Linked DNA regions of Homo sapiens: region 2 is linked to region 1. The links are chromatin loops, found by intact Hi-C in ENCODE. Cell type or tissue: heart left ventricle. All regions are shown on one strand. Each heading gives the region's core, and the rest is flanking DNA. Links, peaks and the distances in the headings are about the cores only. Region 1 overlaps FAM20A (FAM20A golgi associated secretory pathway pseudokinase). Region 2 has its middle 13 kb from the start of FAM20A.

Region 1 (11,100 bases), core at 1,314-9,313:
TAAATAAAGTGTCTTAAACATGCGTTAACATAAAACACGCACACAGCAAGATTATGTATTGATCGGTCAATAAAAATGTAACTAGAGACTCCCAGCAACCTAACCCTGTATTTCCCCTAGGAGCAATGTTCAGTATTTGCCAATGCAGTGTTTGTGGTGACTTTATGGAACATAAAACTAACTCGTAAGAGAATGACTAATTTTTTTGTAATATTCAAACTCATATTGTCTTCCTGGCTTTTGAGAAGGCTAAAACGAATTCTTCCAAATGCCTCTTTCCATCAGTACAGTTCCCGTTCATTTTTTAGTTTGCTGTCAGTAGTAACTTGAAAAGTTCTCAGAGTCAAGAGACTTTTTATTTCATGGGAGGTAAACAGTTCAAAATGAACATGCTGGAAGAACTCGAGTAAGAATGAAACGGTTGGTTTTCTGATATTTTTGAGAAATGAGTCTTAATTTTGTTACTAATCAAAAAGTAATGGAAGGTTGAAAGATAAGTGAATAATAAGGTAGGTGTACCACATATCATGGTGAAATTCAAGCCTATTGCTTTCTGTTTGTAGAGTGCAGCAAAATGTGTATATAGGCCATTGGAAAACCAGTCCTTCGTTATAGGAGGTGGCGGGTTTTGAGGTAGAGCTGTAGCCTGCTTTCCTGAGAGTCTTATTTGGAAGTCCCAAACCATTTTGTGCTATTCTTTGAATGTTTTTACCCAGATATTTTCCCATTTCTGTGTGTGATCTCCTGGTTCTTCATCCACAGGGAAGAAACATCTTGAAGCAGGAGAGACAGTGAATGAAGTGGGGAGCCCTATGCTGCAGTAGGGCCACAACAGTTAAGGAAATCTTTGGGATTAAGGTTTCTCTGTTAAAGAGTTGATTTAAAAAAAAATTTTTTTTTTTTTGTATTTTTTTGTAGAGACAGGGTTTTGTCATGTTACCCAGGCTGGTCTCGAGCTCCTGAGACCAAGCGATCTGCCTGTTTAGGCCCAAAGTGCTGGGATTACAGGTGTGAGCCCATGCCCAGCTGATTTTTTTTTTAAGCAAACAAATTTGACTTCATAAATTGGGTGGGATACTGTTGGGTTTTGTGTTACAGTGAAAAGAAGACTTTGGAATAGGTCTAAACCACTAAATTGTGTGATTTTGCTTACTCTCTCTGAGATTTAAAGTTCTTCCATGCACATTGGAGGATGGGGGTTGTATCTGTGTTTGAGAGGATTGGAAACCTGTGTGTTGCTTCTGTAGCGTTGGTGAGTGCCTCACCTGGTCAGATCTCAGTGAATGGTAGTGATTTTAGAGAGACACAAAGTCCAGGGGCAGCATACCAGTCATGTGGGGGTACCACGGGGTCAGAAGTGTTATTTGTCCAGTCGAGGCTATCTTTGCTCACACTGCAGAAAGCTTGGAGACATTTCTGGTTCTTGACCTTGTACTCTCTTTAGTGACAGCTCCATTCTATTCTCATGCTTACAGTATTTGAACTCTGGCCTTTACTGGAAAAGTTGATTTGATGAAATGAGGCATTTTTACTTTTGTTGACTGACTAGTCACTCCATGGAATGAAGACCTTACTGTCCTTTGTGTTTTCGGTCATTAATTATGGAATAAGAAACAAAGCCTCCTATTAAAAGGAGTTTCAGATATCAACAAGTCAGGGAGAAGGTAGAGGAGACAAGGAATCCCTACTACACTTTCTTCTAAGGGAGGCTTCAATAAAAAACCTGACTTAGTCTTTTTTGAGCCAGCCGTCACAGGGAGGGGCATCTAGAGGGCCTCACCTTTCCACATAGCCCCTTTCTTCTTTTGGGGATGGGCCGGGGACAATCCTGGGGTCTTAGGGAAGAAGATTGTGGTTGGTGGGCTGTAGTCAGCCTTGGCTCTTTTCCTGCCTTACTCCAGGCTTGTGTCCCTGCTAGGCCTGTTCCCATGCCATCCTGACCTTGGAGGACTTTCCTTTTTTTTTCCTTCGTTGTAATTATTTATTCTGTTACTGGCTGCTTAGTGTGACATATTTGATGTTATTTCAATTGTAATACTCTTCAAATTGGAACACTCCTTTTCTGATATTCTTAGCAAATCCCTCTTTTATTTTTGCCACTTGTTATAATATCTCTAAGAAGTTACTCCAGGACCGGGCAGTAGGGATTACTGATTCAGATGGGTCCAGTGACTAGAATATGAGTAGAAAGTGTGAGGTCTAATTTGAACCTGTCAGAGTTACTGTTGCCTGCGCTGGCCCAAAGTGCAGATTTTTAGTCAGCTTGTGATAGGCCAGGTGTTTTGTCTGGACCAGGAGTTATCTTTGACTTGTAGCTAGAATAAGGATCCTGAGAAGTCAGGTATCCACTTGATGTCCTTTTATTTGACTTGTTACCATTAGTACTCTCCTGGGATCAAGGCTGCCAAGCCTGACCTATACCCAGATTTCCCAGTGCACTCAGGAGATCGTCGGTGGCCTTGATGAAGCCAGTGCTTTTTGGGAAAAACGGAGCAAGGCAACGCACGACAGAAGCGGTGCACCAAGGAGTAAAGATTCAGTTCCATGGGCCCCACTTGCTGTTTGAGAAAATGTCCTGCTTCCTTCCTAGCTGACTTGACTCCCAGCAGTAACAGGTGGGAGTGAGGACGCAGGGTCGGCACTCGAGTCGACTGCTCTGGCTCCAGGCGTATTTTCTGAAACTGGACTCTGCCAGCCCTTAGCTTGTCAAGTTAGCCTGGCCAGAGTCTGGGGCCAACTGTTCCACTGGGCCGTCGACTATGACACTCTGCTGTCCATGGGCCACTATGCACCCCTCCACTGTCCTTAGGATGGTTTGGAGCCTTCGATCCAGGGCAAGGAGGTGGGGTTCAGTGAGGACAGGGCTGAGCTGGTCTTCCAGCAGTGATTCTCGCATCACATCGCTGAGTCTGTAGTCAGCTTGGGCCAGCAGCTGCAGGTGCAAAAGTGTTTTCTTTTTTATCCTGAAAAGACAAAGTTACAGGAACCAAATAAGCAAATGTAAAGAAAATAACTTGCCTGAACTTCTTTCCCCACAAACAGCTGTTGTAGCTGATACTCTTGGCGCCTCTCCTTGTGTCTTCTCAGGCACATTTTAATGGAAACCAGGTAAAAAGGGAACAAATGAAAGGCAAAATCCAGTATCCTGCAGTCCTTTGCCCAATTGCGATTTGGTCAAGAGCCTGCATAGCCATTTGTGCTCTAATAATGGTGATGCTGGGCTATATGCATTTTCTCTGACAACGCTAAGGGAATCAAAACCAAAGTGATACTTAGGATTTTTCAAGGAGATTTAAAGCTAATGGGAGAAGTTTCTAGTAGGTGAATTGATGAGCTATTTGCTGTCTCAAAATCCCCCAGTACTGCCAGCCTTTAAGTTGTTTCTTGCTAACTTTATTTCTGTTTGTCAGATTTTAAAATCACAGAGATGAAAATGTGGTAGGACCCATCTTTAGGATTTCAGTTTCTTTTTATGTGGGAATCTGACTTGGACTCTGATGTGTAAGCAGCTTAATTGACTTTTGTCAAAAACAGGTACTGCTCATCCAGTCCTGCTCTGGAGGCAGGGAAGGGAGGCCAGAGGGAAGCATGTTTAAATTAACCTAAGACATAGATGAGGAATACTCATGCTCTACTCCGAGTTTTCCAGCTGGAAACAAATGAGATGTTTTTGCTAGGTGTGAATATCATATTTATAATTAGCTCTGCATACTGCAGCTGAGCAGGTGGTCAATTTTACAAGCCTGGCTGAAACACTGGAGAAGTGTGGAAGTAAGTTAGACATTCTCTAGAGAAATGGTGGCCAAGCAAGGGCCTTCGTGCCTTCTTCCAGTCTGCACAGGTTTACAGGACTTTAATCAGGGTTTTGCTTAGATGGTGATCAAGTAGTAATATTTATGAGCCGATATGAATGCTGGGCAAAGCAGAGGTCTGATTAGTAATATCAAAACCCAGCAGACTGCAAAAATAGGTGATTATCTGAGTGGGTCAACGATTAAAGTTGGCAATTGAAAGGTTTAAAGGATTAAATCCTAATTCATCCTATGTGGAAGGATGAAAAAGACAAAACGTTGTGGGGGAAATTTTGATAGTTGTAGTACAGTCATGAATCGCTTAGTGATGGGGATATGTTCTGAGAAATGTATCCTTAAGCGCAGGTTTTGTCACGGTGTGAACATCAGAGAGTGTACTCACACAAACCTAGATGGTGTAGCCTCCTGCACTCTTAGGCTATATGATAACTGCTTGTAGGCTACAAAACCTTTACAACACAGTGGTGGATAGCTGTGTATATAAACATAGAAAAGATAGTAAAACTGTAAAATGCAGTAAAAATACCATATTATTAATCTTATGAGACCACCGTCATATATGCAGTCTGTCATTGGCTGAGATGTCATGCAGTGCACAAATGTGTAGGAAATAAGGTGATTCATGTCATTCTACCCACTTACGTCCTGGACCAGTGAAAACTGGAAGCCCTTCAGACCTTGGCTGCAAGCAGCATGAAGGGTCACAACTGTTACTTGCCCGTATTATCTGCTGCAGGAAAACTTACATGCAGCACTGGGAGAGAGGCGAGAGGATGGAGATTTCATCATGGGAGTGTCGTCCGAACCTAGGAGGAGAAACAGGCTTTTATGGGTGGCCGGCAGCATCCTTTGCATTCCCCTGAGGCTTCCTCTCTCCTCTCAGCATTTTGTGAATCAGAGATTGGGGTAAAATGCCAGGGATCATGGCAGCTGCCTCTCCAGCCCCTCTCCCCAGTCAGATCACAAAAGCATCTGTACAGAGATGTTAGAGCTAAGCAATCCTTCATTCATTCACTAGCTGCAGAGGGCCAGCCACTGAGGATGCACCTTGCTCTCGAAAACCTCACCCTATTTCACTAGAGGGCACACGAGTGCTCTCAGGCTGGAGGAGGATCAAGTGGTTCTTGCAAAGGTAAAGAGAAAGAAGGAAATGGAAGAAGCCGGGCTCGAAGGAGACAAGGCACGTGGTGGTGGAGGCCCTCATTTGCAGGGCGTCTGTTTCCCCCGAGCAGCTGGCTGCACAGAGCAGCACATCTGGGAGAGGGGATTGTTGAACACACGTGGGGAAGCTCACCCTCTGGCGTTGTCAAGGTGAATAAGGAACCCATCATCCCCGAACTTGGTGAACATCTCATAATGGTGCCGGTCCATATTCCCTGTGAAGGAGGGGAGGACTTAGCTGGAACCAGCAGGCCAGGGGGACAGGTGCTCCTGACCTGAGTTCTCTCCAGGGAACGGAGGCCTGTCATCACTTGAGAGACAGGGGTGTGAACGAAGCTGGGCCTCACACTGTCATTTCCTCAGGGCCATCAGTGAAGCAGCCGCAGGAGGGAGAAGGAAGCGAAACAAGCAAACCCTAAATGGACTGGCTTCAAGTCTAAGGCTTTCACCCCTGCCCCTGCCCCTACTCCAGCCTTTGGCCAGAGATTTGAATGTGCAGAAAGTCATCTTTTCACCTCGTGTATGTATTGACATTGGCTTTCCTCAGCCCAGAGATCCTCAGCTGATCCTGGTTATAGTAAACAGACACAGCTAAACTTCCTGAAAGGCACGATGATGAGCCAGCTGTCTGACTTGCTTCCGACCTAAGCTCCTGTATGACGGCCACCTTCATAAGTGTCTCGTCTCCCTAGAAGTCCCTGTGGGCCTGGAAGGTGGAATTACTAGTCTTGTGTGTCCGTGGCCTCGCCTGAGGCCCTCCCTGCTACATATTTGTGTACTTTCTTCCCTTCCTACCTGGTTTCCCCTCACTTGGTGAAGTGAACATACAGCTTCCAATCTGACGCCCACTCAGGCCCGTGGCAGGGTGAGATGCCTGCCTTATGAGTGACGACCCCTTGAGCTTCTTCCAGTTCTTTGAAGAGAGGGGAGCCTGTTACCTTCTGTCCTCTGGGACCTCCGCCACTTCTGAGGCTGTGGGAGGTGCAGAGTTACTCAGTCCTCATGAACCAGGTTGTAAGTTTGTGCTCAAGGTCACGGGGAACCCTAGCCACATAGCAGAGCCCACTTCTGCTGGGGGCCTGCGTGTGGGGACCTACCTATCAAGAAGTCGAAGATGGCCATGTCGATGACATTGAGGAGCCGCTGGCTGTTGTTGTACGGGTAGATCTGTTTCACTGTGTCACAGTAAAGGGGATTGACCTCCCACCTGAGGGGGAGAAGAAGTCCTGGGGCTGGAAAAGCCAAGATGGCAGGGTGTCGGGGGTCTCCCCACACCTCCCCCTGCCCCCCCAATCCCTGCCTCCCTGATCCTGCCCTGGGCTGGTGGCAGCTTCTAAAATTCAGAAAGGCCCTGGGCAAGGACGCGTAAGGCTGCATATTCCGTGTGGTGAGAAGGTCCTGGGTCCTTTAAGTCTGGTGGACACTAAACCCATGGTTGGGATACTGTGTGCCAGAGGGGAGAGGCCGGGGCAGGCAGGAAAGGAGGAGGTAGTGACCCTCACCTGCTTCCTCGTCCCTCCACAGTCCCTCTCACCAAGCCTCTTGGACCCTGCGCCACTCATAGCACCTCCATGGGCTGTTCCTGCCCTTTCTCTCTCACACATGGTTTTCTGCCTACAATGCTCCGATGCCCATTTTCATCCGAGGGCTCTTCTCAGCCTTCACAGAGTCCCTTAGGATCTGTCATGTCCTCCAGAAATTCTGCCTGGTTACTTCTTTTCCCACGATGATCATGACGGCTTGACTGATGGATCGATTCACTCAGTCAGCTAGTGTGGAGTACCTGCTATGTGCCAGGGAGGGTGCTAGGTCCTGGGGATACAGCAGTGAGGTCCTTGGTCTCCCAGGGCTTGCTCGGGAACCAGGTGTCCCTCCCATGGGATTCTCGTGTGCTCCCTGGTTATAGCAAGTGCTGTGCTGTGTTTTCGTGATCTGGCTACATGTCTGTTCTCCCCACTAGACCAAGGAGCTTCTCAAGGAGAGAGTCTGAGTCTTCCATTTCTGTATCCCATAACACCTAGTGTTGGGTATATGGAAGGTTCTTTAGAACTGAATAAATGAACTAAAGGGGAGAACAGACCCAGGCCTGCTGATCCCAGGATCAATATGAAATGGGGCAAAGGAGTATTGAGGCAGCTTTTCAGATTCAAAAGCCAAGCTAGCAACAAGTCCCTGGTACAGGGTCTGTGGCTACTGTCAAGGACTGGGCTGTGTGGCCTGGGGACCAACTCACTCCTCTTTTCCTGCCAGTGTGTAGGAGCGGATCCAGGGGTTGGGCACAGACAGCCTGGGGGCCAGGTTGAGGGACGGCAGGAAGGCAGAGAGGGAACCCTCCAGCAGGTGTGGGTTGCCACAGACAGCATACTCCGTCTTGCACATGTATGGACACTTGGCGAAGAAGCACACGTTGCTCGCTGGAGGATGGGGAGGAGAGAGGAGGAGTAAGTGGAGGGCTCTGGAGGCATGACATCTTCCTGGCCTAGGAAATCCACTGGGAGGGAAGGGAAACCCTGAACTCACAGCTCGGGAAGAGAAAGAAGAAGAAGGAAACATTGACTTTTCCAGAAGTGAGGGTGTGAATGCTACTAAGCTGAACCTCCTGGGAACCTGCTTTCAAATGTCCCAACCTTACTGCATTCTATCCTTATGAGTAGAACACTCTTTATTACCCTGGGTGGATAACCTCTGGTTCCGGGGAGGCCAGCATTGTAGGGTCAATGCCCACACAGACTAGGTAGCATCTCAAACACAACCTTTCCCATCCAGTTCATCTTGTGTTATGGTCAGGCAGACCATGGTGGGAGTGTCTTACAACTTCATACGCCCATCCCAGTAATGGATAGTGCTAGCAGCAGGGTGTCAGGCCACTGATGAATGGAGGGGTGGACACTCTGGCTTACGATCTACTCAGACCCGGAATATCACTCGGGCCAGTACTCTACCTGGAGAGACAAAGAAAACACTCTGCAGGATTTCATTCTTGGTGACCTCTAGGATTTCCTTGGTGACATTTACTATCCTCCCCACTGTTGGCGGCACCCGTCGGAAGTCCAGAATCCTGCAAGAGAGGAAGCTCTGTTCCATCTGAGGGATGATCAGGGAGTGAGGAGGAGGGGTTTTGTCCCCCGGCCAGTGCACATTAGGAATTGGCTGGTGTACCCAGGAGGGTGGCCGGTGAGGCGTGACTCTGCACTGTTGAGCTGGTAGTGCCCAGGTCAACACTGGGCCTTTAAACCTAGGTCTAAAGGAGTGGAGATGGAGTTGAAAATGAATCCTTATTCCGTCAAGCCTCCTGGGCAAACCTTCCCACCATCCCAACTCTGTTCTTGGTCAGTGCTTCTCATATTTTAATGTTCCTGTGAGTCACCTGGCAATCTTGTTCAAATACAGGGTCTGATTGAGTGGTTCTAGGGTGGGGCTGAGATTTCTTATTTCTAAAAAGCTTCTTGGAAGTGCCCATGACGCTACAGACCACACTTTGGGTAGCAATGACTGAGCAAATAGAGGGAGTGGAATGTTTAGGAATGTGCTTTCACCTAATATCATAACAGTGAGACTCCTTGGATAAATAGGAGTGGGTGCATTCTCCTCGCTCTCAGATCAGGAAACTAGAGCAACTGCCCCAAGCAGCATGGCGGGAAGCGTGTTCTTTGTAAATTGTTCTTTTCGTTACATTCGTTAAAAGGCCTTGTGTTTTTCAATCTGGGGGGTTGCATGGGACATTTTGAGTTCAAAGACACCACGATGAGGCACGAAGAAGATAGAAAGCCAGAAGGAAGAAATGCCAGGGAGTTCCCACCTTGAGGGTCTGTCTAGCCACCCCTCCCAGAGGATTGGTCCTTATAGGCAATGCCATCTCCATGGGGCCAGACCCTACCTGTCCAGATGGAAAGCTGCGATCTCAGCATTGTGTCTCTGAAAGTCAATGAAGTAGAAGAAGTCCACTGGTGTCTCCTCATCTCGCTGCTGTCTGGAAGGAAGGAAGGAATCACGCCCTGGACTCAGACTTCAGCTGGGAGCCTGAGAAGAGAGCTGATGAGCATGACCAGCGAGAAAGGAAAACGGGCTTTTATGCTTTTCATGTACACACAGGCGATGGCACGGCAAGTCAGGAATGGCCTGTGGCTCCCTTCGCCAGGAGAAGACAAGCAAAGTGGGAGGAGACAGGCTTCTTGCAAGACACTGTCCTGCAGGCACCACCAATACCAAGTTTCCTGCTTAAGAAGCTTTGGTGACAGTGGCTGATTATTTTCAAAACCCAGCAGTTGAGAGGGAAGAAATAGACATTCTTCTGCAGGTATAAACAGAAGAGAGGGGAATGGTTAGCAGAACCAGAGGTAGTGCAGATCCAGATGTCCAAGGATGAAGAAAGGTGGGGTATGAGCCAGGAATTGGTAATGGAAAAGTGGCCCAGAAATGCAACTTAGTATGCTGGGGTTGAAGAACAGAAAAGTTCTGGGTCTTAGGGGGATGTGGGGGAAATACGTGGACCATCATCCCCTCAGAGAAACACAGCCGGATCATGAGGGCTGGGGGCAGCTGGTGCAGAGGATATTGATTTATATACATTAAATCTCTAATGAATTCCTGAAAAGCGCCAGGCTGCCTGAGAGTGGTGGGGCCTGCTGGGTGTGTACATTCATGAAAGTGCTTTTTAATCCTTAAGGGCCTTGTGGTGTGAGTTCTGGCCTCTAGGCTGACTTTGCCTCGAGGCTAATAAACATGGAAGAATGATGATCTTCGAATAATTTTATAATCCACTGTGTGGGACTGTTGAAACGACTGCAAGGCGATTTAGATGTAAATAAACGTGATGTTGCAGAAATCTATAAATAAGAAGCACTGGCAATTTAAACCGTGTTGTGCATTTTGCCAAAAAACACGAGTGAGTCCTGGAAACCACAGTGAGGTGCTGCCAAAAGTAGAGATTCTATTTTAAAAGGTGCAGCCACCGTTACAGCACAACCCTCCGTGCTCAGGCCTGGCCAGCTTATCATCATCACTGGATGTCCAGGCTAGCAAGGACAATCCCTCTTCCCAGTCTCATTTTAATTCCTGAGTCCCATCTGTAGGAACATATCATCTTTCAGACACCTTTTAGGTTCTTCTAAAACATTTTCTCATTTTTGTATGATGTAAGATAAGAAGTAATTTTAAATTCAAAGGTTGTTTTTACTTTAGATCAGTGCTTCTCATACTTTGAGAAGCACTAATGCACGTCTCATTGCACATTATATTGTATACATTACATTTTAAAAATATAAATCTTTATGTTCCTAATGTATATTTTCCAAAGTTAAAGTTCTACATTCTCTCTTTAATCAGAAAAAAATGGTGTTCGCCTTAAATTACTTACAGAAAAATACAAAGCGCATAATTTTTCAAGAGATACATTTTAAAATGATAGTATTTTAGATTTGGGACTGAATTTTATAAAAATGTAGATTACACTGTGTTATGGTATGAAAATAGATAAAATTGGTCCTGTCACTGAATGTTGGAGGGTTTTGCATTGTATTTCGGAAAAAAGCTGGCTAGTTGGAACAATTTTTGTATAGACACACTTCGGAGATATTGCAGGTTTGCTTCTAGACCACCACAATGAAGCAAATATGGCAATAAAGTCATTCATGCACATTTTTTGGTTCCCCACCCAAGGCATATAAAAGTTACGTTTCATTATACTGGAGTCCAATAAATATGCAATAGCATTATGTCTGAAAAATGTATACATCTTAATGGAAAAAGCACTTTATTGCTAAAAAATGCTAACACTCTTCTGAGCCTTCAGCAAGTCATAATCTTTTTGCTGACTGACTGGGGTGGTGGTTGCTGAAGGTTGGTGAGGCTGTGGCAACTTTTAAAAATAAGACAATAATGAAGTTTGCTGCATCGATTCACAAAAGATGTATCTGTAGCACGCAATGCTGTTTGATAGCATTTTACCCAAAGTAGAACTTCTGTCAAAATTGAAGTCAGTCCTCTCAAACCCTGCTGCTGCTTTATCAACTAAGTTTGCATAATATTCTAAATCCTCTGTGGCCATCTCAACAATGTTCACAGCGTCTTCACCAGAAGTAGATTCTATCTCAAGAAACCACTTTCTTTGCTTATCCATAAGAAGCCA
Region 2 (11,100 bases), core at 1,582-9,581, 74 kb after region 1:
ACATGAAGTAAAACTGATAAAACTGAAAGGATAAATGGGAAAATTCAACAGTTATAGCTAAAGACTTTAGTGTTTCTTTTTCTGCCACTCACAGAGCAAGTAGACAGAATATCAGCAAGGATATAGAAGAACTGAAAAATACTATTGGCCAACTAAATCTAATTTAACATTCATAGGACACTTCACTCAAAAGCAGCCTAATACACATTATTTTTAAGTGTACATGACATTTACCAAGATGGACTATATCCTCCATTATAAAACAAGCATTTAAATTTAATATAATCAAATCTTACAAACTGTGCTCTCTGCTCATAATAGAAATAGACTGGAAATAAATGACAGAGAGATATCTGGTAAATCTCCAAACATCTGAAAACATAAACATGTACTTACCACATGACCCAGTAATCCACTGCTAGGTATTTACTCAAATGAATTGAAAACTTATGTGTGCATAAAAACCTACTTATGAAAGTTTTATAGCAGCTTTATTAATAATTGCCAACATTAAGTAGTGCATATGTCCTTCAGTGGGCAAATAGATAAACTGTTGTACATCATACAATGGAATACTACTTAGAAACAACAAAGAACAAAATATGGGTATACATGACAGCATTGATGCATCTCAAAGGCATTATGCTGAGTGATAGAATCCAGTCTCAAAAGGTTACATATTGTATGATTACATTTATATGATAGCCTAGAAATGGAAAAGCTATGGTGACAGAGAATAGATCATTGGCTGCCAGGCATTAGGGACCGTGATGAAGGTATGACTACAAAGGTACAGCATTAGGAAGTTGTTTTGGGTGATGGAACTATTCTATATCCTTATCATGATGGTGGTCATGTGAATCCATCCATGTGTTAAAACTGACAGAACTGTACATTAAAAAAAGGGCAACTTTATTGGCCCTATTGTTCAATTATGTTAAAACAAAATAAAATAAAATAAAAAACAAAGGTTGCATACCTCCATCCAAAAGAATTTTGCCTGTAGCCTGGCTCATAATAGCAAATAATTGCACAAAAAAGTAAACATCCATCTATAGGGAAATATGTTAATAAATTGTGGTATTATTATGTAATGAGCAGTTAAAATGAAGGAAGTACAACTGTATTTTCTCAGCAAAGATACATCTTTAAGTTGTAAGAAAACATGAATATGGGGTGTGTGTGTGTGTGTGTGTGTGTAGCAGTATGATACTATTTAGATAACCTTCAAAACTGGCAAACTAGGCCAGGCACAGTGGCTTACACCTATTACTCCAGCACTATGGGAGGCCAAGGAGAGAGGATCACTTGAGGCCAGGAGTTTGAGACCAGCCTGGGCAACATAATAGGACCCCTCTCTACAAAAAATTTTAAAAATTAGTCAGGTGCAATGGTGTTCATCTGTAGTCCTAGCTACATGGGAGGTTGAGGCAGGAGGATATCTTGAGCCCAGGAGTTTGAAGTTATAGTGAGCTATGATCATGCAACTGCACTCCAGTGCCTGGAGACCCTGTCTCTGAAAAAGAAACAAACAAAAAATTGGTAAAATTATAAAAACATGCATGAGAATAATGAATACTGTCTTAGTCAGTCTGCTGCTATAACAAATATACCATAGATTGGGTGGCTTAAATAAAAGAAATTTATTTTTCACAGTACTGGAGACTGGTAATTCCAACATCAAGGTGCTGGCAGATCCAGTGTCTGATGGGGACACTCTTCCTGGTTTGCAGATAGCCCTTTTTTCATTGTATCCTCACACACTGAAGAAAGAGTGAGCATTGGTCCTTTCATCCCCTAATAAGGGCACTAATCCCATTTATGAGGGCCCCATCCTCATACTCTAATTACCCCTTGATATGATTTGGATGTTTGACCCCTCCAAATCTTGTGTTGAAATTTTATCCCCATTGTTGGAAGTGGGGCCTAATGGGAGGTGTTTGTGTAATGGGAGCATATCCTTCATGAATATATTAATGTCTGGGAGGGTAAGGAAGACTGTTCTCATTCTATTAGTTTCCGGGAGAGCTGGTTGTTAAAAAAGAGCCTGGCATCTCCCTCCCCTCTCTCTTTTGCTTCCTCTCTATGGCCATGTAATCTCTGTACACACTGGCTCCTTTTCACCTTCTGCCATGAGTGGAAGCAACCTGAAGCCCTCACCAGAAGCAGATGTTGGTGCCATACTTCTTGTATAGTCTGCAGAACTGTGAGCCAAATAAACTTCTTTTCTTTATAAACCACCCAGCCTCAAGTATTTCTTTATAGCAACACTAAAATACTGAGACACCTCCCAAAGACCCCACCCCTTAATACCATCAAATTGGGGATTTAACATATGAATTTGAGGAGAACACAGATATTCAGTTCTTAGCAAACACCAAATTCAGCACAGTGATTACATATGGAATTAAAGTGAGAAAAAAGTGCTTGTTGAAGATTATACATGGGGCTTCAGCAGTAACTGAAATGATTTCTTAGAAAAAAGATCTGAAGCATATATTACAAAATGTTAAAATTTGACAAAGTTGGGTAGTGCTATATGGATGTTGGTCACATTATTCTCTATCACGTTATGACTCATTCTCTTTACTTTTCATATTTACAATATTTATTAAAAATCTGACTTGATTCATTTTGTGACCTCATATCCTGGACTATTCTAGGTTTTTAAAGAGACCATTGAAAGAAAGCGTTGGGCTTTGACATTAAGGTGAAGCAGGTTAATAAGCAGCAGCAGTCAAAGAAATTTGCTCTATTTTATTTTAAAGGAAATACATGGTAGAGGGCAAGGAATATGTGTAAGAGCAATTTCAACTTAAATTAACTGAGTTTATATTTTAAAAGGGGAAGAAATTCACAGATTTTATGCGTGGCTGCTTTCAGACTGTGCAATTCATCTGAACAGAACTCTTGCATATATTATGTGAGCTTTACATGCCAGACTGAACAACAACAGATGTGTTTTCCCTGTTTCAGTTTTTACTACCTTGACAGTACAGCTATTCTTAGAAGGTGGGAAGCTGGGACTTCTTGGGTCTTTAGAATGTCATGTCTTAAAGTATCATAACTGTTTTCTAGCAACTCCTAATCCACTGTATGAATTCACAGCTAGTGGGTGAGACAAACATTAAACAAATGTAACACAAATAAATATCTTGGTCTGGCTCAAAGTTCAGTGTCAGAACGTCAATACAGCTAAAATAAATAGAAATGACTCCAAAAAGCTTTGAAAATTAACATAGGTCTTCACTCAGTAATTTTTGAGGGAATGGAAAAGGAGAATTACATTATGGAGGTATACAATTGTTAGTATTCCTTTCTAAACATCCACAATACATGTCTCTCTCCACAAAGTTCAGGCTTTGTAATCTCCTTTTCCTTTTTACCCTCTCACCCCAATTCCCATAAACTCCTCCCCACCTATGCCTGTTCTCTTCTCTTTATTTCATCCCACTTCAGTCCTTTCATACATAGGGCAATAGTCTCCATTCTTAATGGCTTCTGTCTCCCTCTCCATTCCCAATGCAGTTCAGCCTGATGGAGGTCTATTAGCTGGCTGCGTAATTAAAGGACTCTTCTGTCTTGGAAGGAGAATTTCAAATATTTATATTTTTATGATATTTTAGTTCTGACAAATGAAGAATCATAAAATTATAAGTTACAGTGGGGACAGATACAATGACATCATCTTAACTCTCTTCGTGCTGCTTTTGTTTTTTAAATTTGGAAGCAAGGATGAAAGGTGTAAAAGATGATTAATCATTTTGGAAATAGATGCATGACTACAGCCTAAGTCTGTGGTGAACCAATCATGCTCTCTTCCTTTCTCTGCGTTAGACTAAGTCCTACATTTCACAACCTTCCACAGTGTTCACTTGATAACTAGGAAAAGGCAAATGGACCCCATGGCTTCTACACTCTCCCTCTGTTCTTTCACAGATGTATGCTGGCCATATTTTATGAACTGGAAATCTGGACTTAGGGTCAAACTCATGAAACAGGGTATTAAAAATCATAAGTCATCTATCCCAGAAGAGTCAGGAACTATAGTTGCCATAACTAGGCACATATGCTAAGCCCTCACTTCCCTTTGATGTTCTAGATGCAGCCTTAGAGGGAGAAGTCAGTGGACACAACTGGAGCCCATGGTATCAGGTCTGGACAAACCAGTTTCAAAGCTGAGTGCTCAGTTTTGCAAAGGAAGGCAGTAACTCTGACTAGCAGCAGTAGAATCTAGGCAGACAGAGGACTCAGTAGCACCATATCTTCATGATGTATTTATTTTTAATTCTACAAATAATATATGAATATTCTCTCTTTTTAAAATATTTGGACAATAGACAAAATTTTATAGTAATAAGTGAAAGTCTCCCTTCCTTCTTCCTCTTCCCTATCTGATTTTCTTCCCCACAGGTAACCATTGTTGGTTTGATATGACTCCTTCCAATGCTACATATACTCAGGTAGCTTTGCCTCTACCTTAATAGTAATCAGATAAATGCAAATTAAAACAATTGACAATAGATCATTTGTTTCTTATCACATTTTCATTGCAAAAAAAAAAAAAAACAACAACAAAATATCCAGAATTGACTAGGACTTGGGGAAGGAATTGTAAATTGAAGAAACTGTTCTGGAGGTTAATTTGGTAATGTAAATGCCTACAGACTTTATATCAGTCAGGATCCAGTTAGGAGATGAAAAGCATACCAATTATTTGAAAAGGAAAAATTTAATAAAAAGAATTATTAACTAGTAAAAGTGATAAGACACCTACCTGTAAAAGGGATCTAGAAGTAGCAGCTGCAAAAATTAAAAAAAGAAGCTGCTACATCTAAGCTGAGGAAAAGTGGATCTAAGGACTAGGAGGGTTCCCCTACCCTTAAGCCAAGGCTGAAGTTTAGACCTCGTTATAGAGAGCATGTTTACCACTGGAAAAAAACAGCCACTGTTGGTGAAGAAACTTTCTGGATAGCAGGCCATGTTGATCTGTCAAAGAGCCCATGGGAGGGGCTACCGATGCCTGAGGCCATGGTCAGAGCTACTGTGGAAACAACCACAGAGTGGTGGTGGTGGGGAGTGCGACTTGATAGTGTGGTTGGAGCTAGTTGGTGAAGGCTGCAGGGCTCCCATGCTGAAGTAAAATTGAGGACTGGGACCCAGAGAAGTGTCTTCCTGCCACTACTGCCTTGCAGAGTTCCTCCAGCGCCCTCTATTGACAAAGCCTATTATTGTGACAACTGGTAAAGGAGGAATGTCTAGAGGGTCCAGCTCCAGTTTCATAAAGCCCAACAGAGAAAGGTAGGTTTGGAACTGAGAGGCAACAAATTCGTAACTGGTACAGACTTTGACTTCTGAATTCCATTTATAAAAATTTGAGGAAATCATTAAAGTTGTATGTAAATATTTAGATAAAAAATGGTTATTACAGTATAGAAAAAAATGGAAATAAGTGTAATGTTTGAAAATTGAAAACTGAGCAAAATAATGGTTTATCTATAAGATTAAGCTGTATTTATTTATTTTCATAAAAAGATGTTTATATCACTAGATGGAAAAGGTGTGTTAATAACAATCATATCATTACCCATTAAAAACATACTTATATATATATTTCTATGTATGCATAGATTAAAACTTTGAGAAGTTTGGTGTCTTTCTTTTTTTTTTTTTTTTTTGAGATGGAGTCTCACTCTGTTGTTCAGGCTGGAGTGCAATGGTGTGATCTCGGTTCACTGCAAGCTCCGCCTCCCAGGTTCATGCCATTCTCCTGCCTCAGACTCCCGAGTAGCTGGGACTACAGGCGCCTGCCACCATGCTTAGCTTTTTTTTTTTTTTTTTTTTTAGTAGCAATGGGTTTTCACCATGTTAGCCAGGATGGTCACAATCTCCTGACCTTGTGATTCACATGCCTCAGCCTTCCAAAGTGCTGGGATTACAGGTGTGAGCCACCACGCCCAGCCTGTTTGGTGTGTTATACACCAGCTCCTTGGTATAATATCTGAGTTACAATCGTTCAATAAATATTTACTGAATAAATATATTAGCTTCCTCAGGCTACTGTAACAAATTGCTATAAAGTTGCCACAAGCAACAGACACGTGCTCTTCCGTAATTCTGGATGCCAGGAGTCTGAAATCAGAACACTTGCCATTACATATAGGGCCTACAAGATAATCCAGACTTGTCTCATTTTGAGATCCTTAACATAATTACATTTGTCTTTGCAAAGACCCTTTTCCCAAATAAGGTTACATTTACAAGTTTTGGGTGGATGTATCTTTTGGAAGGTGAGGTGAGGGATGAGTACCACTCAACCCATTGCATGCATAAATAAATATATAGCAACATTTTACATTGGTTTCTTTGGGTGGTGGGATTTATGAATAATCTGAATTTTCTTTTTCCTTTTTTTTACTTACTAGTATTTTATGATTTTTATGCAAAGATCTTTACACTACTTTAGAAATAAAAGGAAAGTAAAAATGTACTTGGCATATGAAAACTGAGAGACTACATTCAAAAATGCTGATTTGATCATCTTGAAGTTATGATTGAACCCATGGTTCACAAACTCCAAGTAGTTGTGTGCACTACAGAGAAGGAAACAGTAAGAGAAAATAAAGAGCCTCAGGAGGAGGGCAAAGTCATCACACAGAAACCTAAGTTAATTTATGTTCTATGGGTAAGCTACAGACCTCCCAGCCGAAAGCTGACACACGGAAGCTGATAACCAGAAATCCACGCTTAGCCTTCTGGGCATCTCTGAATTGAGCAAACTTGTGGTCTGCATAACACTTGCCATTTAGGACAGCAGTTTGGAATCTTCCTGCACTCCGGACCTCCTCTTCCCCTTCCTTTTTGTGTTACGATTCATTGATGAATTCTTAGAAGGTGCTGCTCCATTAAAATAGGAAGGTCTGTGACGTCAAAAGATCTGAGGATAAAAGGCATTTTAAAAGGCTGTCATCTTTCTTTTATTTAGAGAGGCAATCTTTTCAAAAGGAAAGACAGAAAAACATTGGAATTAGGGCATACTCATCTTTTTATTTCTCTTAAAGCAGTAGATATTTTATTTCCAGTCTCTTCTGGGGACTAGCTTTTTTTAAAATTTATTTATTTATTTATTTATTTATTCCAAAACCTGAAGTTTAAACCTCTATCTTAAAACATGGCCGAATATCAAGTGTTGGAGTCAAGATTCTAATGTCATCCGAGAAAAAACACAAATGTCATCTGGGCAGAAGATAATTTAAAAAATAGATTAATTAAAAATAATAACCACCTATTAATCAAAGAAAAAGGTCATGTATTATGATCTTTAAAAAGAGTTATCTGATTTCAGATTGACATCTGTTAACTCTGAGGTTAACATGTTAAAATGTCAGTGAAATGAGTGGATAAATACCTGAAATATAAAAGTACATGATAATTTTTAAACTAGAACAGGGGTTGGCAAATCTTTTCTGTTAGGGGGCAGATAGTAAATATTCTAGGTTTTGTAGGCCAAATGGTTTCTGTTGCAGTGACTCAACTCTGCTCTTGTACTACAAAAGCAGCCATAGAGAGTATTTAAACTAATGGGCAGGAATGTGTGCCAATAAAACTTTATTTAAAAAACAGATGAGAGGTCAGATTTAGCTTATGGGTGGTAGTTTGCTGACCTCCAAAGAGAACATCAGAGGTTTTCAATAGTACACCAATAATAGTGGCTCTCTGAAATTGAGGAAAGCAGATTTTTATCTGCTTTGTTGCTTTTCTTATAAGAAGGAAATGCCAACATATTTGCAGGTATTCATACTTTGTTTGGGAGATTAATTTGTGCTAAGTGATGATTGACATAAAAGGAAGGAAGAGAAAATGAACCTTTGTGAAATAAATGGTTGGATTCTCAGAAACAAGGACCTTTTCAATGAATTCTATTGACAATACTCTTGGCCATTATGTTCTGGGAACATATTTAATACCTGCCTTAGAAATTAATCTTGTTATATTGAGCTTTTACCATATGGAGTTATGTGTTGAATGATTGTGATTTATACCATAATATAGCTGAATCTGGACAGTATTCGGTAATGATGCACGCAAAGGGCCTCGAATGCATTCCTTTACTTGTGATGTTATTAATTCATTCTTACTCATTTTTCCTACATATTTGATTGCAAGATAAAACTTAAATGGAAAGTAAGACAACAGAAATGGACATTTTGGAAGGACTGTTGATGGAATATGGTTTTATTCTGGGTTAAGAGAGATAAAAAACCAGAGAGGACTGAGCACATGAATTGGAAAGTGAACTGCTTTGAGTAAGAACATCTGTGTTTGGCAGTTTTGGTAAGTTGAAGAAATCATTAACCTACCTCTTCACTTTGAAAGTAAATGATTTTATACATATTTAATCAAATCAAATAATACATGTTAACTTGTACAGCCTCTTAATATCCAGCTGGGTTTTCTGGCAAGGAGATGCTGAAACAGAGTTAGGTCGTCAAAAGATTAGTTGGGCAGAAGGAACTAAGATCAGATAGATGGTGATGCAGGTCTGATGGTGTCTATCAGCCCAATAGAGAGCTCTGGAACAAAGAGGGCCTGTTAGAGAAGTCCTGTTATGGGTAGAAGTTTTGTGTCATGCATTGTTCAATCATTGGCAGAGCTGCACTGAGAAGTGATCTTCACTTACTGTGTTACTCAGTGATTGGCCAGGAGCTAGCCCAAGAAGAGTATGACCTTAAAATGGAGGTAGACCGTGATGGAGCTGTTAACCAATCCCACTCCTTTCAGCTAGGCAGTGAGTCCTTTCTCACCTCACACTTCTTGTAGCTAGGAATCTGAGCAGGCCATCTCTAGGTCTGACACATCGTTTTAACTTTCTCTCTCTTCCTTCCAAGTCTCATTGGCTGACTTCTCTCCCTCTGCTTTTTGCATTGAGGTTCTCTAGAAATCAGTGCTTATTTTCCTCCCCATCGTATAGATTATTTCTGGAAGATCTCTTCCACTTCCATGGCTCTAACGTGACCTCTCATCCTCTGTGGGGATTACCTATAAACTGATAGTGATTTAATGTATCATTTAGGATTGTACTTTGGGGGATAAAACATAAAACCGAAATGTAAAACAAGTCTGGGGGTGCTCAGTCCAGGGTTGGTACGGAGGCTCCACAGTAATTAGGAATCAAGGGTCCTCTTATCTTTCTGCTCTATTTTCCTGCTATATGGCTTCCATCTTCAAGGTCACATCATGGCCAAAATGGCTGCTGGAGCTCCAGCTATCACATTCTTGACCTCAGCAGAAGAAAAAAGGAAGAATGAGAGGGCAAAAAGTCTACCTCCCATTTGAGTTACACTAGTTAAAGTAGTTTTCTTAAAAGTCCCACACAGCATTCCTACTTAACATTAATGAACAGAACATAGTCACATGGCTACATCTAGTTACTAGGGAAACTGAGAAACGTATTTTTTTTTTTTTTTTTTAACATTGTAGCCTCTGCAGGAGAGGAAATCATGCAAGAAGGGGTTTGGGATGGGTATTGAGCATGTACATCCCAGTATCTTTCACACTCCCAAACCTGGGTTTCCAAATCTTTCTTCTGAGTTTTGGAAACATGTATTTCCCTGGCTACTAGATATTTCCACCTGTATGTTACATGGGCAACTAATTTGAACATGTGCTAAACTGAACTCCAGTATATTGACCCACAATAATTACAGTCTTCCCTTTTATACAATTATGCCGTTAACTACTTGGTCAACCTACGTTCTCATTTTTATACTTTTCTGTTTCCCTCAATTTCCATACTCAATCTTATGAATTCTCTCCTAATTATTTTTCGAATATATCCTTTCCCCTCCATTGCCACTTTCAGAGTCTTTGTTCAGGACCTCATGATTTTCTGACTAGAGAATTTTTATTTTGCTTTACTAATCTCAGTCTTGAACATTCTGATCCATCCTTCATAATGTTGCTGAAGCTATTTTTGCAAAACACAAATCTGATCATCCTGTTCCACAGCTGAGAGTCTTACACCATCTACACTATTAAGGCCAAGCTCTTTCAGAAGGCATCTTTCATGATCTGACAACTGCTTCTACTTTGGCTTTATCATTGGCCATGTCTTACCATGTACTCTGTGTCTCATCCATGCCATGGTGAAATGGCCAGAACACCCAGGCAGAGCTAAGCCATGTTAAGACAAATCTGAAATTCTGTCTGTCTCACCTATCTGTACTATACCCCCTACTTTGGAGCTCTTGGAACTCATGTCCTTCTAACAAAGCTCAGCGGAGTTCTTCATCCTAATGAAAATGACAAAAGGCTTCTTGATGTTAGGCGAAAACTGATGAGTTGGATTTGCATATGTTGCATTAAGCTGATGGTATGAAATCCAGGTGGAAACATCTGGTGCCCTGAGAGTCTAGGGGGTGGGGAAGTTTGCAAATAAAGATTTTCATAAGGTCAGCATAGACCTCACAATATATTCTGTGAAAATGGATGAGGCAGAAAGTTTCAGAGGAATGCTTCAATGTATTTGGTTGCAAATAATACAAACATAGCCAATAGTTCCCTACTTATATCTATACCTGTTGCCATTCCAGTATGTGTGTAGTTGTAATATTGACTTGGCAGTTCCAGATGTCAGGACACAGCACTGGCTTCTGTATTCTTCTTGACCTTTTCTCATGGTGGCAGGATGATGCAGCTCAATGCTTTATGTTTTTAATGTGGGAATATCCCAAGAAGAAAGGGAAGGGAAGGAAGAAATGTTTTTTCTCATTATGTGCCTTTTATAGGGAGTCAAATATTTCCCAAGACCCTCTTGGAGGTCTTCCTTTTACCATTGATCAGAAATGGGCCATGTGCCTGCCCTTACATCAATCGCTGCCAAAGGGGGAGAGTTTCCCATGATTGGGGCTGATCAGTTGTTGATAGATGGTGAGAATGGCAACTGAAAGTGCCTGCCACAGAGTTCACCAAGACTTAGGATTGAACCACAGTTTTAAAAGAAAGAACATGAGGCTAAGGTCAGAATGTGATCAACAATGTCACATGTAGCAAAGATGTCAAGACAAATGAGGACTGAAGAAAGACTGAGAAGTGACAATG

The links. A loop is a pair of places that touch in the nucleus more often than their neighbours do. Peaks named below come from ENCODE experiments on the same cell type or tissue, not always from the same donor. Only the 100,000 strongest peaks of a DNase experiment are listed, where the experiment ranks them.
Region 2: a loop joins it to region 1, with 4 times the contacts of the local background. A loop is called at or near these places in 31 of 110 quality-filtered maps.

What each region holds. Positions count from the first base shown.
Region 1 is chr17:68,534,779-68,545,878 of GRCh38, forward strand. It overlaps FAM20A (FAM20A golgi associated secretory pathway pseudokinase), which reads right to left. Exons shown (of 11, transcript NM_017565.4): 5 at 8,851-8,943; 6 at 7,916-8,031; 7 at 7,207-7,387; 8 at 6,071-6,180; 9 at 5,107-5,188; 10 at 4,559-4,618; 11 at 338-2,963. The coding sequence ends at 2,699. It also overlaps a transcript of PRKAR1A not described here. Among named protein-coding and RNA genes, the nearest start is that of PRKAR1A, 28 kb to the left of the region's middle. In heart left ventricle, for the core only: CTCF peaks have their summits at 4,868 (motif pointing right) and 5,069; no DNase peak of the experiment used is centred there; H3K27ac peaks cover 1,802 bases.
Region 2 is chr17:68,608,931-68,620,030 of GRCh38, forward strand. No RefSeq gene overlaps it. Among named protein-coding and RNA genes, the nearest start is that of FAM20A, 13 kb to the left of the region's middle. In heart left ventricle, for the core only: a CTCF peak has its summit at 5,221 (motif pointing left); no DNase peak of the experiment used is centred there.